Linked DNA regions of Homo sapiens: region 2 is linked to region 1. The links are chromatin contacts, found by Hi-C or POLR2A ChIA-PET in ENCODE. All regions are on one chromosome and are shown on one strand. The core of a region is the stretch at or near the end of the contact, and the rest is flanking DNA. Distances in the headings are between cores, read along the strand shown.

The links. A loop is a pair of places that touch in the nucleus more often than their neighbours do. ChIA-PET counts read pairs that join two places held with the same protein, here RNA polymerase II (POLR2A). Pooled maps may share reads with other maps.
Region 2: a loop to region 1 is called in a pooled map, with 7 times the contacts of the local background. The contact joins two enhancer-like sites. A Hi-C loop is called at or near these places in 6 of 50 pooled maps. POLR2A ChIA-PET finds 5 or more read pairs at or near these places in 2 of 52 experiments (BJ and activated B cell).

The regions. Positions count from the first base shown.
Region 1 is chr10:90,085,003-90,091,884 of GRCh38, reverse strand. No RefSeq gene overlaps it. Among named protein-coding and RNA genes, the nearest start is that of LINC01375, 130 kb to the right of the region's middle. RefSeq lists a silencer at 4,404-4,493 and an enhancer at 4,874-5,553. Within about 2 kb of position 4,469, at least 3 of the 41 ENCODE cell types and tissues checked have a DNase peak (open chromatin) inside an H3K27ac peak, as active enhancers do.
Region 2 is chr10:89,858,134-89,865,015 of GRCh38, reverse strand. All of the region lies in intron 1 of LINC01374 (long intergenic non-protein coding RNA 1374), which reads right to left. Among named protein-coding and RNA genes, the nearest start is that of LINC01374, 7.7 kb to the right of the region's middle. Within about 2 kb of position 4,140, at least 5 of the 41 ENCODE cell types and tissues checked have a DNase peak (open chromatin) inside an H3K27ac peak, as active enhancers do.

The DNA.
Region 1 (6,882 bases), core at 3,220-5,719:
GCTTAGTTTTCAGTTACTCCAATTTTTCCAAATTAGGAAAAAATTTTAAAAAGAAATTAAAAAAATTGAAAACATTATTTTGAAGACCTGCAGCCAAGAAAAATTAGAATTCATTTCAAAATGTAGAAAATAATAAAAACTGAAAAACACTAGGGAAGACTAGAATCTAACAACAGGTGTACTATAGTTTTTGAAACATAATTTTTCTTTCTCCGGTTTCCCATTTTTACTAAAGACAAATCATGGTAGGGCTGATTTGCTTTATTATGCTTGGCCTAATAATTTGTATACAGTGCAGCAAGAAAAAGTATTTTTTACATAGGCTTTTAAGTTGGCTGTGATGGAACTGTGTTCCACAGGAAGAATGTTAGATAAGACTTTTCTAAAGCCAACCCAAGCCATGGGTTTGTGCCACCAAATACCTATGAGTTGGGTAATTTTCTCTTCTTGAGGTTCCAAGATAAACTTGGGGCTTCTGAGCCTGTCAGAAAGTGACATTCTTTACCTATCACAGGACAGGACCCCTGTACAGAGGCTCTGTAGACAAAGGCATGAGGCTAGTTTTTCCAAATGGTTTTTACTGGCTCTATAAGTCAAGCTGTATTCCTTAAAGGAAAGCACACCTTTCCAGTCAAAGCCTTGGTAAAAACCAGTTTCTCCTATTGTGTCCTGTTACAGATGAAAACAGGTTCTTATTGCACTTATGCAAATAACTGTATTGTCATAGTTAAGAATATTCACAAATAGTTTCCAAATTCTTGAGAAAATCAGTAGAGACAAACAAATATGCTCAAATTTTATTCATAGAAGTATACTTTACTCAACTGTTGAAAGTTGCTTAAAGTTTTCCTGACTCTGAAAAACAAAACAAAGGATCAGCAATGTCTTAAGCAAAAATTTAAAAGGATTAGTCTTCTATCAGTTCAGTTCATGCAGTTAACTCCTGTTCTGCTTTATATTCCTGAACATTTCAGCTCTCCATGAGAGTCCTGAAAGTTTTTTCCTCTATTCTAACGTCACAATCTCCAAAGTTACCAGAAACCTGCATTTAAGAACACGTATTAGGGTTCTATAGCTGATTATAAAACCACCTTCTAAGGAGGACCGAAACAAGACAAGAATTGTCTGTGGATGACAGAACGTTTTAGGGCAGCCATAGATAAAATTGACAAGGAAATTTGTTACCCAATTATTACTGATAATGTACACTAAGTTGTATCAGAGTTATAGGAGTGTCCCACACTTTTGGAACACATACCAATAACATATTTATACAAATATAGCCTAAAGAAAACCAAACACCATTTCATATTTGACAATGTTTCCTGTGTAATTTTTATGCTAAATAAGCCAAATTATGTCATTCTTGGACTTTAGGGAACCAAATATCTTAAAGGATTAATTAGATCAAAATAGACATAATTTATAATTTGATTTTGGAAAGGTTATCAAATATCAAAGGTTTAAAATACTTAATATCACAGTTCATTGTAAAATAAGTCATTCAGTTGACCAAAGTGATAACTCAAGGATTTTTTTTTTAAAGGCAAAAACTTTCATTCTTTGAGAGAGGAGACTTAATTTTCCAAACAATAAGCCTTAATAAAAACAGCATGAAGCCAACTACATTTTTTTTCAAAATTTTATAAACAGTCTATAAAATTTTAATCTTGACCATAAGATAAAACTTCCATTAGCCTTTCATAACCTTTATAACCTTTATTTAGAAGTCAGCTAATGCTTCAGGAAAACCTTGCTAATCTGGCATGGTCCTATATGATGGTCTTGCCTCAGTGTGCCTTTGACATTAATGAGTAATTTATGGAGAAACAATATATTTTATCTCTCAAAATTGGCCTTTGCAATCTCACACAACCACCTCTTCTGAGATAGTCCCTGGGCCTTGAGGAGTTAAATAGCTTTAATTTCTGGCCTGTGTTTCAGGAATGCAGTTTATTTTGATTGGCATCTTCTACTAGGCCGGAATATGAGGCTTTAATTGCTTTCGGTGTTTAAAATTTAGCAGAACCTGGCATCATTTTACACCCAGGAGTCAAAGCCCTGTAACTCAATGTCACAAGTACTTTAGAAGTGCATACAGAGAGATACTCAGATGTAATCATCTTAATTTAAAAATTTTTTAATCTTAGTTTTTTTCTGAGCAAACTAAAACTTAATAGTAATGTGACAACTTGATCGTATAAAAGTTTGTTTTTTAAAAAAATATATAAATCCTTTTGTTGGGACTTACACAGACTATTCATGCCTGGACTTTCTGGTTTATCCTAAACATCCCTCCTTCTAAAACAGCCAGTCATTTTACTCTAGGACTAAATTTACTATACAAGATTCTTTCTTAATGAAATTATTTATCTTTAAGCTTTCTTACTAAAAAAAAAAAAAAGAAAAGAAAAAAAAACCTGTTTATTTTTATGACTTTCTTTACATTTTTTTTTATTTTCTGGTTTCTTTTACCTTGTTTTATACATGATCTTTAAATAAGCTTTGAATTAGACAAAGATTGTTCACCATTTTTAAAAGGACACAACTTTTTATTTTTTAGAATGTTTTTCTACAATTATATTTTCATTAGCAAATACCCAAATATTATGATGAATTTCTCTACAAGTATTTATCCTATTACATTTACACAGTTTTCTTTTGTTTACCTAGATTATTTGTGAAAACTATGATAGTCATTATTTTAAGTTATGAAACCACCATTACAAAATTATAACTGAGACAGTAAAAAAGATTTGACCTAGCTGACTTCATCTTGCTTTTAACCTCCAAGCTGTCCTTGTTCATTCCTGGGTGCGGGCCGAACTAACTTTGGGAGGAACTTAGTTTACAGTTCAGCTTTGTAACAAAGATGACAGCAAACCTTATTGCCTTTGGACTAGACTGCCTAAAGCTACAAGATTAAAAGTTATAGTAATCGGCTGAAAGTGGTAGCTCATGTCTGTAATCCCAGCACTTTGGGAGGCCAAAGTGGGTGGGTCACTTGAGGTCAGGAGTTCAAAACCAGCCTGACCAACATGGTGAAACCCTGTCTCTACTAAAAATACAAAAATTAGCCAGGTGTGGTGGTGGGTGCCTGTAGTCCCAGCTACTCAGGTGGCTGAGGCACAAGAATCACTTGAACCCAGGAGGCAGAGGTTGCAGTGAGCCAAGATTGCACCACTGCACTTCAGCCTGGGTGACTGAGACTCCATCTCAAAAAAAAAAAAAAATTATGATAATCTTACTAAATTAAAGATGTAACAAGTTTTATTAAACTAATATCAATGTCTTATCTATTAAAGATTACACAAGCAAAGATCATTCTGTTTTGGGTTGGGTGTATAGTTTTGTAATCCCTATGCCAAATTTTGACACCTTACAGTGTTTGGCAGGGATAAGTATGAAATTGGGTGATTAATAAATGCAAAAAAAAGTATGTTGGCAAATTCTTAAGACATTTCTAATATTATTTTACCAATAATTTAAAGTCAGCTTATTTATTAAAGATTTTACTTAAATCAGGTGAACTTGAAAAAGTTCTCTTTTTTCTTTAGTATCTGATTTAAGCACTTTTATTATTTGTTAAGCCAATTAATTAGAGCTCTTTTATATAATTTTAGTAGTGAAACATTGTGTACACAACACATAAATATACCGATGCATTAGGCATGCTGATAGAAGCGCGTCTTACAGATTCACAAAGACCTCTTTTTTTCCCTTTTTTAAAAATCTTACCCTAGGCAGTTGTCAGCTTAATAGCCTTAAATTTGCATATTAAAGGAAACAACTGGGTGAAAAATAAGATAGCAAAATTTGCATCATAAGGTAGAAAGTCTGGTGGGCTAGCGGGAAATTAAAACAAATTTAATTGCCAATTGAACATACAATTATAGAAGTCTTTTATAAAGGCCTTCAAATATATACACGTACACATATACATACACACATACACACAAAGATTCTATTGTTTTTACTTCAGTACTTTAGTCATCAGATAAATGCAAATTTGTCAGCTTGCAAAAAAAAAAAAAAAAAACTGTTAAGTCCAAACAGTGGTTTTTATTTCAGTAGAAAAGTAACAGCAGATTTAAAGCAGGCAGAAAAGAAAAGAGAGAAAAGGGAAACCTAGGAACTCTTAATGTGTGGGTCAACCTTAAGGCTCTTTTTCCCTAATGTAAATGTGCACAAAGACCATATTACTTCCATTTTTCTCTGGCAAGTAGAGGTGCCATAAAACCTACAGAGTGATCAAAAGGGGGTCATTCCCCTTGTTTTCTCCTCATTATTTGATTATTTGTTTCCTGCTCTTTTTCTTTCTTTTTTTTTTTTTTTTTTTTTTTTTTCCTTAAAAGGAGGAACTGAGCTATGGCCTATGGTTTTCATGTGGTGGATTGATATGTGCTTTTTGTGGGCAAGGCTCCACAGTGTGTCACCACTGAGTCATTTACACCTTCTTACATGTCTCAGAACTTATATGCGTTTCCTGGATGATTCACTTTCTAAAATCAATTTTTGTTGGGGATTTTCCTGCAGGATCACAGCATGTAGTAGGGGATCAACACCCCAGACTTTCCCACAAGACCCCTGGTCACCCAGGGGTACCTTTTGGCTGGAAGGAGCAAATGCCCTTTTTCTTTAGCACTGGGAAAACTCAGTCTCTCATTAACCCATGAAAACAACAGTTGAGTTCCTCATGCAAATGCTCACAGACAAATCAAATTAAGATTAATTTTGGAAGAAAAAGCAATAGAGAAGGCCCTTTAGAATGCATCTCTGAACTAGAATTAGAATCCATAAACAACAACTTCCTAAAAGAGAAAAGAAAAACAAAACAGCCAAGACCACTTCCTGTTCTCATCCTAATTCTCATCCACCATTATACATGCCAAGGTCAAATTCCCTCACAGTGAAAAGTCATCTCTGGCACTCCAAAAGCCAAAGAGGTCAAATCATGCAATATAGGAAAACAGAGCTTTAGACCTAAAAAGAATTTGCCCATGACTCTTGAAACTCCACAAAGAAAACAAAACACCCCAAAAGGGGGTGAGTGGTGACTTTGTCCTAAATTCTTTAAAGGGGTTCAAGTCATTGTCAGGCCTCTGAGCCCAAGCCAAGCCATCGCATCCCCTGTGACTTGCATCTGGATATGCCCAGATGGCCTGAAGTAACTGAAGAATCACAAAAGAAGTGAATATGCCCTGCCCCACCTTAACTAATGACATTCCACCACAAAAGAAGTGTAAATGGCCGGTCCTTGCCTTAACTGATGACATTACCTTGTGAAAGTCCTTTTCCTGGCTCATCCTGGCTCAAAAAGCACCCCCACTGAGCACCTTGCCACCCCCCATTCCGGCCCACCAGAGAACAAACCCCCTTTGACTGTAATTTTCCTTTACCTACCCAAATCCTATAAAACGGCCCCACCCTTATCTCCCTTCACTGACTCTTTTCGGACTCAGCCTGCCTGCACCCAGGTGAAATAAACAGCCATGTTGCTCACACAAAGCCTGTTTGGTGGTCTCTTCACATGGACACGCATGAAATTTGGTGCCGTGACTCGGATCAGGGGACCTCCCTTGGGAGATCAATCCCCTGTCCTCCTGTTCTTTGCTCTGTGAGAAAGATCCACCTATGACCTCAGGTCCTCAGATCGACCAGCCCAAGGAATATCTCACCAATTTTAAATCAGGTAAGCGGCCTCTTCTCTCTTCTCCAACCTCTCTCACTGTCCCTCAACCACTTTCTTCTTTCCACTCGTCAATCTCTCCCTTCTCTTAATTTCAATTCCTTTCATTTTCTGGGAGAGACAAAGGAGATACGTTTTATCTGTGCACCCAAAACTCCAGTGCCGGTCACGGGCTGGGAAGGCAGCCTTCCCTTGGTGTTTAATCATTGGAGGGACACCTCTCTGATTATTCACCCACGTTTCAAAGGTGTCAGACCACGCAGGGATGCCAGCCTTGGTCCTTCACCCTTAGCAGCAAGTCCCGCTTTTCTGGGGAAGGGGCAAGTACCCCAACCCCTTCTCTCCTTGTCTCTACCCCTTCTCTGCTTTCCTGGGGCAGGGGCAAGTACCCCTCAACCCCTTCTCCTTCACTCTTAGCGGCAAGTCCCGCTTTTCTAGAGGAGGGCAAGTACCCCAACCTCGTATCTCTGTGCCCCAATCCCTTATTTCAGTGCCCCGACCCCTTATTTCCATGCCCCTACCCCTTATTTCTGCACCCCATCCCTTATTTTTGCACCCCAACCTCTTATCTCTGCACCCCAACCCCTTTTCCCACTTTTCTGGAAGGTAAGAACCTCCGAACCCCTTCCCTCTGTTTCTCTACTCTCTCTTTTCTCTAGGCTTGCTTCCTTCATTATAGGCAACCTTCTACCCTCCATTCCTCCTTCTACTCCCTTGGCCTGTGTTCTCAAAAACTTAAAACCTCTTCAACTCACACCTGACCTAAAACCTAAATGCCTTATTTTCTTCTGCAATGCCGCTTGACCCCAATACAAACTCGACAGTAGTTCCAAATAGCCAGAAAATGGCACTTTGAATTTTTCCATCCTGCAAGATCTAAATAATTCTTGTCATAAAATAGGCAAACGGTCTGAGGTGCCTGACGTCCAGGCATTCTTTTACACATCAGTCCCTTCCTAGTCTCTGTGCCCAGTGCAACTCGTCCCAAATCTTCCTTCTTTCCCTCCCGCCTGTCCCCTCAGTACCAACCCCAAGCATCGATGAGTCTTTCTAATCTTCCTTTTCTACACACCCATCTGACCTCTCCCTTCCTCCCCAGGCTGCTCCTCGCCAGGCCGAGCTAGGTCCCAATTCTTCCTCAGCCTCTGCTCCTCCACCCTATAATCTTTTTATCACCTCCCCTCCTCACACCT
Region 2 (6,882 bases), core at 2,891-5,390, 230 kb after region 1:
GTCCCTGAATTTTCAAGCCCCACATTTCCACATAGGGTGCTCTCTCCCTAGTGCACAATATATAGAGATCCCTGCTGTCCTTGGGATCCGCTCTCCTTGACCTCAGCGTTGCAAGCAGGTTAATTCTAAAAACATTTTCTGATTGACAGAAATATTTTGCTGAAAAGTAATACAATTAAGGTACACGCTGAAAAACCAATCTGAGGCTGATTCTACCAAATTAACCTATCGGAACAAATTGACAGGTCACTTCAGGAAAATCACCAGTTAATCTGGTTTTTTTAAAACTGAATTCTCAAAGATAGAATTGACTGCCTCTTTCATCAAGGGCTGTCTTTTGTCTTAATATCATACTGGCTCGCTGTCGATAAAAATGAAACATTTTATTTCTCAAATCCTCATCCTCAATTGGTTCATCTTATGCTCCAGTGGGTAACATTTCTACTTTTTGAGACTTTTGAGAGTTTAAATGGCTTGTATCATTTTGCTTGGGATTTTTGTTTTCTCTAGAATTGAAGGAGAAGTGAATTTCACTGACCAGTAACAGAGTAAGTATTTCTGGAATCTGCTCAAGTTTGCACATAGAATTTAGCATCATCTTGATTATTTAAAAATTTAGCTGTGAACATAAATATCTAAATATATCTGCCTACACATATAGACAACTGATTTCCTCAAGAATTAAATATGAAGATTTATTTATTTGTTCATTCAAGGAATATTTTATTTAGAAATAAATATATTCTCAGTGGTTCTGTGCTAGTGGTAATATTTAAAAGATTGATACAACAAAGTCCGTGTCCTCAAGTAACTTACTGCCTGGAGAAAAAAAGACAGTCAACTAAGCAAACACCAGATGCAGTAGGTAGGAAACAGAACAATCTCTCCATGTCTCATTACAAAATCTTTATCGCCCATTAGTCCAGAGAGGGGTGAAGGAGGCATCTATCATTCTGGTCTGAAACACTGGCACACAGTAAGAAATAGCATGCCCAGTGATGCTAGGTCTAGCCTGTGGGAAAAAAAACACAAAAACTGTAACTTAGATGTTTATATTTAGTCCTATCTCAACTTTTCCCTCTCGCCACTCTCAGCTCCAGCTATAAAATTATCCCTCCATTGCCACTTGACATTAATGAGAAATAATAATAATAGCTAACATTTATTACTACCAGGCAGGCACTACACTATGTTCCTGACATATTGTTGTGCATTACATCCTAATGGCAACTACTAGATAGCATCATCATTATCCTCATGTCAGTATAATAAATGGAGAAACATAAAGGCTAAAGAATTTGCACAAAGAATTTGGACTCAGGTAATCTGCTCAGTATCCAATGTCTACACCATCATTGTTTACTGGAACTGATACACTAAATCATTTTTCTGACCAAAAACTAGTGTATGGTGTCCCACTTCCCACCCCTTTCCCCTCAAAAGCTATTTTCATTTTAAAGAACGACTTGATTTAAAAGCCTTCTGCACAGCAAAAGAAATAACCAGCAGAGTGAAAAAAACAATCCACAGAGTAGGAGAAAACATTTGCAAACTATATATCTAACTAAGAACTAATATCCAGAACCTACAAGGAACTCAAACAAATCTGCAAGAAAAAATAATAATAATCCCATCAAATAGTGGGCAAAGGACATGAGTAGACAATTCTCAAAAGAAGATATACAAATGGCCAAGAAAAATATGAAAAAATGCTCAACATCACTAATTATCAGGGAAAGACAAATTAAAACCACAATGAGATACCACCTTACACCTGCAAGAATAGTCATAATTTAGATATCAAAAAATAATAGATATTGGCATGGATGCAGAGAAAAGGGAACACTTTCACACTGCTGGTGGGAATGTAATGAGTATAACCACTATGGAAAATAGTATGGAGATTCCTTAAGGAAATGAAAGTAGAGCTGCCATTCGACCCAGCAGTCCCACTACTGGATATCTACCCAAAGGAAAAGAAGTCATTATATGAAAAAGACACATGCACACACATGTTTACAGCAGCATAACTCGCAATTGCAAAATATGGACCCAATGTAAATGCCCATCAACCAATGAGTGGATAAACAAATGTGGTATATATGCACCATGGAATACTACTCAGCCTTAAAATTGAATGGAACTATGGCCTTTGCAGCAACTTGGATGGAGTTGAAGGCCCTTATTCCAAGTAATGTAACTCAGGAATGGAAAACCAAATACCATATGTTCTCACTTAAAAGTGGGAGCTAAGCTATGAGGAGGCAATGGCATAAGAAGGATATAATGGACTTTGAGGATTTGGCAGGGAAGGATGGAGGAGGGTGAGGGATAAAAGACTACATATTGGGTACAGTGTTCACTGCTCAGGTGATGGGTGCATGAAAAACCTCAGAAATCATCACTAAAGAACTTATCCACGTAACCAAAAGCCACCTGTACCCCCAAAACTATTGAAATTAAACAAATAAATAAAAATTAAAAAGAAGGACTTGAATCCATTGTGTTGGAATGTCAGGCATTGTGAAATGATAAGGGGACAGCACACCCAGAGATGCTACTACGAGGTCCTCCAGCCTATTGAAAAAAAACTCTATCTTAGTTGTTTATATTTTGTCCTATTTCAACTTTTCCCTCTCTCAACTCCCAATGCCTGGGAACAGACCCTGATACTGTCCCTAAAAAGCACCAAACAGTCATTTGGCATGTACTTTTAAGAAGCAGGGAGCTGAACAAATTAGGCTTTAGATTAATATGCAAATGACTCACATAACAATTAAAAAGGAGTCAAAGTCTGTTCCTGACTCACTTTCATCCCCTCTTGAGAGCTGAGAATTAGGCCCCAAACACCCTGCCATAAGCCCAGTAATCTCAGCAATTACTGTGCACACATAAGTGGCATGAGTCATCCCAGCTCATGCAAGATGAAGAGTCTGAGGTAACAATCACATTTTAAGGCACTTTAAACTTTTTCAAGTAGGGCTCTGTTTCGTTTTTTTAACTTTCACTGCACTTCTTCCCAAGTTAAAAGGATAGCTATAATAATACCTATCCTAAAGATAAACTCAGAACCAGCCAAGCATTACCCCACATAACATGACTACCAAATGCCAGAGCCTTACTCTTGCTAGGCACAGCTCTTTCTATAACTTGCTTTTCTCCCTGTGAACTGTTTCTCATCCTCCAAAACCCAACACAAATGCCACCTCTTCTGAGAAGACATCCCCCAGGAGGAATGAGTCACTCTCATCTTCTGTGTGCTCTCAAAACAGTTTGTAACACACCAAATATCTCTTGTAGCCCTTGTGTATTGGTTCTGGTTAGAGGGACCTCTTTTATACATCAAGAGTGCTTAGTATAGCACAGGGGTCGGCAAACTGCAGTGTGCAGACCAAATCTGGCCCACCGTTCCTCTATAGCCCTTGAACTAAGTATAGCCTTTATATTTTTAAAGAGTTGTGAAGAAGAGGAAAAAGAAGAAAAAAAGAAAGGCAGAAGAAGAAAGAAGAAGGAGGGGGAGGAGGAGGAGGAAGGAGGAAGAGGAGGAAAAGGAGGAGGAGGGGGAAGAGGAGGAGGAGGGGGAAGAGGAGGAGGAAGAGGGAGAAGAGGAGGAGGAGGAGTGGAAGAGGAGGAGGAGGAGGAAGAAGAGGAAGAGGAGAGGGAAGAGGAGGAGGAGGGGGAAGAGGAGGAGTAGGGAAAAGGAGAGAGAGAAGGAGAAGGGGAAGGAGAAGGAAGAAGAGGAAGAGGAGGAGGAGAAAAAAGAAAAAGAATATGTGACAGAGTCTGTATGTGACCTGCAAAGCCTAACATATTTCCTATCTAGTCCTTTACCATGATAGCAGGGGCCCAATCATGGATCACTATGTAAATTTATTGCTGATCAGGCCCTAACCTACCTTTCTAGCCATCTCTTCAGTAAACCTTATGCTCCAGACATACAGAACCAATAGGATTTACCAAATATTTTGGACTTTTTCACACCTCAATATTCTTTGCTCATGATCAGTTTTCCCTTTTGGCTTGCCTGATAGTGTGTGTCTGTGTGTGTGTGTGTGTGTGTGTGTGTGTGTGTGTGTGTGTGTGTGTACACATTGGCCCCGTTTCATTAACTTATTGTTGCTATGGCTGGTTTCACTTTCCTTTTCTTTGTTATTCGGATAGAGTTTACATGCAGAGAAATCCACTAAACTTAAGTGTGCAGCTCAAAAACATCTGCTAAAAAACATACATCTCTATCAAGACAAAACTTTTCCAACACCCCAGAAAGTTTCCTCATATCTCTCCCCAACTGGTCTCATCCCCTACCCTAAGCCAAAAGACAACTAATAGTCTGCATTTCTGTCTCCACAGATTCATTTTGCCTGCTATAGAGCTTCATGTAAACAAAATCATACAGTATTTACTCTTTAGTGACCATTTTTTTTTACTTAGCATACTATGTGAGACTCTTCCAGTGGCTCATACCAGTTCACAAGAGCTGAATGCTAAATTTTCAGAAACTCTGAGAGCTGGTTGTTAAAAAAACTATCATCAAAAATTAAATTATATAAACTTACAATTAAATGACATTTTAAAAACAAAAATAATAATCAAAGGACATTATTTCCTAAGTATTTCCTACATTTTATTACATATTCTCTTGAAGTTACTTACAACCATTTTATCTGTATAGTGGTATGCTACTGAGCACCTCTTTCCAATTCCACGTTTCATAGGTAGGTTGAAATGGGCCAGTGTGAGTTACTACACCATGGAAATCAGCAAACACTACAAATAAGGACTTTTTAAAGTTATCAACAATATATTTAAAGCTAGTTAAACATTTATCACTAGGTCTATGTTGTCACATGTATCAATAGCTCCTTCATTTTTATTGCTGAATAGTACTCCATTGTATGATTATATTGCAATTTCTTCTTATTGTTTGAAGAATATTTGTGTTGCTAACACTTTTTTAGTATGAATAAAGCAACTATAAACATTCTTCTGTAAGCATTTCTGTTGCCTTGTGCTCCCATTTATTTTGGTAAATGCCTTGGAGAGCCGAAGGATAGGTATATGCTTAACTTTATAAGAAACTGACACACTTTTTCCAAGGAGGTTATGCAATTTCAAGGTTCCACAAGCAACACTGAGAGTTTCAGTTGCTTCACACTCTTAATTACATTGGCATCATCAGTTTCTCCTTTCTGCCACTCTATTACATGTGTAGTGATACCCCATTGGGGTTTTAATTTTTATTTCCTTGATGATTAATAATTTGAGAATTTTTCATGTGTTTATGGGTCATTGTATATTTTTTACTATGAATTTTCTGGCCAAGACTTTTGCAGTTTGGGAGGGTTGTTTTTATTTTTTTTAATATTGAGAAGTATAAGTTCTTTATATATTCCCAAAAGAAGATTTTTACTAAATATTTTTTACTATTTTCTCCCCTGTTAATGACATATCTATTCCTATTATTGATGTCTTTTGATAAAGAGAAGTTTTAAATTTTTCTGAAGTCCAATTTTTATCAATTTTGCCCTTTTTGGATTCTGCTTTCTGTGACTTTTCTTTTCTAGAAAATATTTGTCAACACAAGTCATGAAGATTTTCTCCTATGTTTACTTCTAGAAATTTAAAGATTTGGTTTTCATATTTAGGCCTATGATCCATTTTGAAATAATTTTTGTGGATGGTATAAGTGAGGTAGGAAGCAAGGTTCATTTTGGTTTTCTTGAAAGATAGTCATTTCTTCCAGCACTATTTTCCATTTAATTCTTTTGGTAATTCAGAAATTAGTTGACTATATTAATGTAGGTCTATTTCTGGTTTCTATCCATTCCATGATTTATTTGCCTATCCCTACATCAATATTACAGTGTCTTGATTACTGTAAGCTTTATGGTAAATTTTAAAATAACTTTTTTCTGTTATCTTTCAAAATTTGTTTATGCTAGGTCTTTTGTATATCTACATAATTTTTTAGGTCAGCTTGTTAATTTCTAAAAAGAAAAGTCTTGATATTTTGATTGAGATTGCATTGATCAATTTGGGGAGAATGGACATCTTAATAATATTGTGTTTTATGATTCATGAACATGCTATAATATCTCTTCATTTATTTAGGCCTTCTTTAAGTCTTTCTATAATATTTCTTACTTTTTAGCAGAAGGCTCTTACATAGTTCTCATTAAATTTGTCCTACAGTACTTTTTTATGCTGTTACAAATGTTGTGGTTTTTAAAGGTTATTTTCCAGTTGTTCATTGCTAGTATATAGAAGTACAATTAAACGCATCATGATCTTGAACCATGAGGCCTAGCTACATTCACTTACTGGTTCAATTTTTCACTTTTTTTTTCACTTTCGGTAGATTCCTTAAAATTTTCATTGCAGACAATCACACCAAATGTGAACAAAGCCAGTTTTACTTCTTTTCCAATCTGAATGCCTTTTGTGCCTTATTACACTGGCTAAGACCTCCAGGACAGTATAGGAAAAAAAGATGATGAGAGCAGACATCCTTGCCTTGTCCCCAGTCTCAGTGGAAAAGTGTTCAGCTATTCATTATTAAGTACAATGGCAGATGTAGGCTTTTCATAGATGCTTTTTATCAAACTGAGGACATTTCCTTATATTCATATTTTTCTTACTAGAGAATAAAAACTGAAATAGCAAGTAAATCTACCACAGACAGATATTGCTAAACTTTCAATGCTTTGTCCAGCACTTCAAATTTGATTAAAAAAAAAAAAGGTTATTGTTGAAAAAATGAATGAGTGACCGAACAGAGAAAAAAATATTTAAACTCTACTTCCAGAAATAAAGACACTGCCCAAGATGTACAACCAAGCAGTAATCTTCTCTTTCATTTGGGGGTACTTTAGGGTTCTCAAA